Linked DNA regions of Homo sapiens: region 2 is linked to region 1. The links are chromatin loops, found by intact Hi-C in ENCODE. Cell type or tissue: PC-3. All regions are shown on one strand.

Region 1 (2,500 bases):
CCTTTGTTCTTTGAAATCACAGAGTATCAGAAACTTTGCTGTATGAAATTCTATCAGTAAGAATGAAATATTCCACTCTTGGCCAGGTGACTCTAAGTCACCTTAATACAGAGAAGCAGCCTTAATTGACAACCCAAGTCTAAGGCTTCCGAATGGGGATCTGTGTACACAGCATTCCTCATCTAAACTTTGCAGTTTCCAAGGAAACAGCACTCTAAGGGCATTTTGCAGTTCAGGCCTGACATTGATTTTTTTACACAAGCCCTGTTTTGCTTTGAGTTGTCAAAACACTGCTTCATTGAAAGTTTATCTCCACCCTTCCCCCAAATCCTACATAAACTGTCCTTTGAGGGCAGGCGTGGTGGCTCATGCCTGTAATCCCAGCACTTTGGGAGGCTGAGGCAGGCGGATCACTTGAGGTCGGGAGTTCTAGACCAGCCTGGACCCGTCTCTACTAAAAATACAAAAATTAGCAAGGCGTGGTGGCAGGCGTCTGTTATCCCAGCTACTGGGAGGCTGAGGCAGGAGAATCATTTGAACCTGGGAAGCGGAGATTGGAGTGAGCCCAGATCATGCCACTGCACTCTAGCCTGGACAAGAGCAAAACTCCCTCTCAAAAAAAAATAAATAAATAAAATAAAACACACACACAGAAAAACAAACAAAAAACTGTCCTTTGGTCCTCTGGTGTACAGTCTACCTCATTGCAACGGGTTAATAAACCTGACTTTCTCAGATTCCAAGTCTGTGCCTGAATGGGCTAGGACTGCATCGCAATCTATGAGAACCCTGCTGGTCTCAAAAAGGCTACATAACAATCTGTTTAGTATAGTATTTGGGATATGACTATACAGGTGTTGCAGGGAAAAACATTTAGCAAATTTATGCCTGAGATTCAGTTTCTTAATAAATATAGTCATTTGTTAGCTTAAAACTTAATTCTGTCCTTGAATTATGATTATTAAAATGTGAAAATAGCATTTTAAGAGCCTTAAAGTCTGCTTTAAAAGAAAAGTAAGATATGGGACCAGGCATGGTGCCTCACACCTGTAATCCCAGCAGTTTGGGAAGCCCAGGTGGGAGGATTGCTTGAGCCCAGGAATTTGAGACCAGCCTGGGCAACATAGTGAACCCTTGTCTCTAAAAAAAAAAAAAAAATTGTTTTTTAATTAGCAAGGCATGGTGGGCACACCTATAGTCCCAGCTACTTGGGAAGCTGAGAGGGAGGATTGCTTGAGCCTGGGAGGTAGAGGCTGCAGTGAGCCATGACTGCACCACTGCACTCCAGCCTGCTCAACAGAGCAAGACTCTGTCTTGAAAATATATACACGGAAAATTTGCATTCAGAGAAAAAAAATTCTCAGAGTTTGGTCAAAGAAAGTTAGCCTCACAGGGCTGAATTCCTGGCCAATTCATACTAATCCTGTAAGACTTGGCTCAAACATTCTCTCTTCTTGAAAGCTGTCCCTAATCCTTCTCTTCTATACTCTGGTGGCACCTGCTGTTATATTTGTGCCATGGCACACGCCAACCACAATATTGGGGTTGTTGGTTTACCTGTTTTCCCTGTTCATCTCAACTCATTGAGAGCAGAGCCCCTGTCACTGATCTGTAAATTGCACCTGGCACACAGGAGGAACTCAATTCATGATGAATAGATGAAGCTGTGAATGGAGGGGAGGTTAGGAGCAAGAAAACCAGTTGGAAGATGGTTGTGATGGTCCACAAGGGATGAACATAACCTGGACACCGTGTTTGACTAGATGAAAAAGTAGATGAGTATGGAACATTATATTTTATTCTATTTTTATTATTTTTTGAGATGGAGTTTTGCTCTTGTTGCCCAGGCTGGAGTGCAGTGGCGTGATCTCAGCTCAATGCAACCTCCGCCTCCCGGGTTCAAGTGATTCTCCTGCCTCAGCCTCCTGAGTAGGTGGGATTAGAGGCGCCTGCCACCACGCCTGACTAATTTTTTTTTCTTTTTTTTTTTGAGCTAGAGTCTGACTCTGTCGCCCAGGCTGGAGTGAAGTGCAGCAGGCTGGTCTTGAACTCCTGACCACAGGTGATCCGCCCACCTCGGCCTCCCAAAGTGCTGGGATTACAGGCATGAGCCACTGCGTCTGGCCTAATTTTTGTATTTTTAGTAGAGACAGGGTTCCGCCATGCTGGCCAGGCTGGTCTTGAATTCCTGACATCAGGTGATCTGCCTGCCTTGGCCCCCCAAAGTGCTGGGATTACAGGTGTGAGCTACCGCGCCCAGCCTTGGAACATTTTAAAGGAAGAAGAGGCTGGGTGTGGTGGCTCACGCCTGTAATCCCAACTGGGAGGCCGAGGCTGGAGGATCACTTGAGGTCAAGAGTTCAAGATCAGCCTGGCCAATATGGTGAAGCCCTGTCTCCACTAAAAATACATAAATTACCCAGGAATGGTGGTGGATGCCTGTAATCCCAGCTAGTTGGGAGGCTGTTGCTAGAGAATCGCTTGAACCTAGGAGGCAGAG
Region 2 (2,500 bases), 260 kb before region 1:
ACCTGTTTTATATATTGGGTTATTTATCTAATTTGAATGAAAAGTTCACAAGCTGTGTGTCTAGCTTCATTCTCCCTTTTACATATGAGAAAGTGGAAGTCCAGTGAGACAAGGAGTTTTGCCCAAGACTGCATATAGCTCATGTGTCATGGAGACAGGCCTAGAATTCAGGGTCCAAACCCCAACACAATGTCCTTTCTACTATTCTCAGGAATTCCAAACAAGTATAGTTTCCAGAACACATGTTCCTCATGGAAAGTACCAAGAATTTCTCTGCTGCTGAAGACTGCACCCATGGGAAATGCTCTGCAGAGGTGCTCATTTCCTTATTAATTGGAACTCCTTTGATTTCAAGTGACAGAAATCCACTGAGACAGCTTAGGCCAAAAAGGGAGACTCTATTATAAGGGATTCATGGAACTCAGGGCAGGAATACAGCTGGACCCCAGGTATGTACTGGAACCAAGGATTCCAGTAGCTTTGGAAATCTCTCTCCACATTCTACTTTGGCTTTTTCTGTACATCTACTTCATCTTCTACTCTTTGCAGGCCAGACTTTTCTACTTTGCTATTCATATGGCAGAAGACAGAGTCCTATCAGCCCCCAGGGTTTATGTTCTGAGGCTCCTGCGCCCCCCCAGCACACACTCATTTTTTGGTCAGTTTTAATGGAATGTCATTTATATGCAATAAAATGGACTCTTTGTCAAGTGTATAATCCATGAGTTTTGGCAAATGTATACAGTCATGCAACCACCACCGCAATTAAAATGTAAGAGTTCTATCATCCCAAAAATCCTTTGTGCTCTTATCAGTTAATCTCTTTCCCCAACTTTCAGCTCTGGAATCTGTTTTCCATTAGTAGCACTTTGACTTTTCTAGAATTTCATATAAATAAAACCATAACAGCATGTAGTATGACTTTTCTTAATCAACATAATGTTTTAGAGATATATCCATTTTCCTGCTTTGAGTACTGGTGGTTAGTTCCTTTTTGTTGCTCAGTAATGTTACATTGTATAAATACACCACAATTGGTTTATCCATTGTTGATGGACATTTGGATTGTTTCCAGTTTGGGGCTACTGTGAATTAAGCTGCTATGGGCGTTCAGGTACAGGTCTTTGTGTGGACATATGTTTATGTTTTCATTTCTCTTGGGTAAATACTTAGACATGGGATTGCTGAGTCACATTTTAATGTGTGTTTAACTTTATAAGAAACTCAAAGAGGCTTTGTTTTCCAAAGTGGCTGTACCATTTTGTGTTTCATTAGTAATATATACTGCTTCACACCCTCTCAAACAGTTGGTATGGTCAGTCTTTTTAACTTTAGTCATTCTAATAGGCATTCTAGTGGTATCTCATTGTATTGTCTTAATAAATAATGTTTAGAATCTTCTCATGTGTTTCTTTGCCATCCATATCTCTTGTTTGGTAAGGAGTTTAATTCCTTGGTCAGTTTTTGGAGGGTTCTTTGTTTTCTTCTTGAGTTGTAAGAGTGTTCACATGTTCTAGATATAAGTCACTTATCAAATATGTGTTTTGCAAATATCTTCTCCCAGACTGTGGCTTGTCTTTTTTATTTTCTTAACAGTACATTTCAAAAAGCAGTTTTTAATTTTTGTGAAGTCTAAATTTATCCATTTTTTCTCTTATGTTTCCTACATATTGTGTCCAATCAAAGAAATCTTTGTCTGATCCAAGGTCACAAAGATTCTTTTCTGTGATTTCTCCCGGAAGCTTACAGCTTCCATCAGTGATCCCCTCTAAGTCCATGTTTACCTATAGTGCATCTCTCACTTGCTCTGACTCACACTCTTTCTCTCCCTCCCCCAGACCTAATTATCTGGGTGAGACTCTGACTGGGGAACTTGGGTCAGGTGTTTACTCATAAACCAATCTATATGGCCAGAACCAGGGAAAAGTCTCTTGACCCGAGCTTGATCACAGCCAGCTCTGGTCCAGTCAAGAGCATCCAGAGCTCCAGGGTTCTGTGCAAAATATGGCTGCCATGAGGCCCATGTGGTTGCAGAGAGGAGATCAGTAACCAGAGAATGGGGATGCAATATAGATTATATTAGGATATATTAGGGAAGATAATCTAATAAGTGTCTACATACCCTGCAATCTGGCTCTATCCATTTTAAGCAATTAACCTGGAATATTACAAGGCTTCTTATTAATTGAATGGACAGATCTTACCAAGATTCAAACACAATTTTTCCCATTGATAACCAAACTCCTAGTCATGCTTGTATCCCTAACCTACTAAAATACCACCACCATTGTGAAGACTGTGGGGAACCCTTAGCAGAGTTAATATGACTACAGCACTTAAAACATATTTGCCATCTCCAAAAAACAGTTAGCTCCTTGTGATCAAGAACCTTATGCTGTTTGTATCTATCTCAACAGCTAGTTTAATTCGTGACATGCAATATTTTGGGGTAGTTGTTGAATGCTGGGTTTGCCCTATACTATTTGTCAAATAATGTGTT

What was found. Peaks named below come from ENCODE experiments on the same cell type or tissue, not always from the same donor. Only the 100,000 strongest peaks of a DNase experiment are listed, where the experiment ranks them.
Region 2: a loop joins it to region 1, with 3 times the contacts of the local background. A loop is called at or near these places in 1 of 110 quality-filtered maps.

The regions. Positions count from the first base shown.
Region 1 is chr14:34,497,480-34,499,979 of GRCh38, forward strand. No RefSeq gene overlaps it. Among named protein-coding and RNA genes, the nearest start is that of SPTSSA, 36 kb to the left of the region's middle. RefSeq lists an enhancer at 1-256 and a silencer at 1,490-1,589. In PC-3, a CTCF peak has its summit at 1,504; a DNase peak (open chromatin) is centred at 1,502; H3K4me3 peaks cover 224 bases; H3K27ac peaks cover 1,426 bases.
Region 2 is chr14:34,236,087-34,238,586 of GRCh38, forward strand. No RefSeq gene overlaps it. Among named protein-coding and RNA genes, the nearest start is that of EGLN3-AS1, 200 kb to the left of the region's middle. In PC-3, no CTCF peak of the experiment used is centred here; a DNase peak (open chromatin) is centred at 1,135; H3K27ac peaks cover 1,818 bases.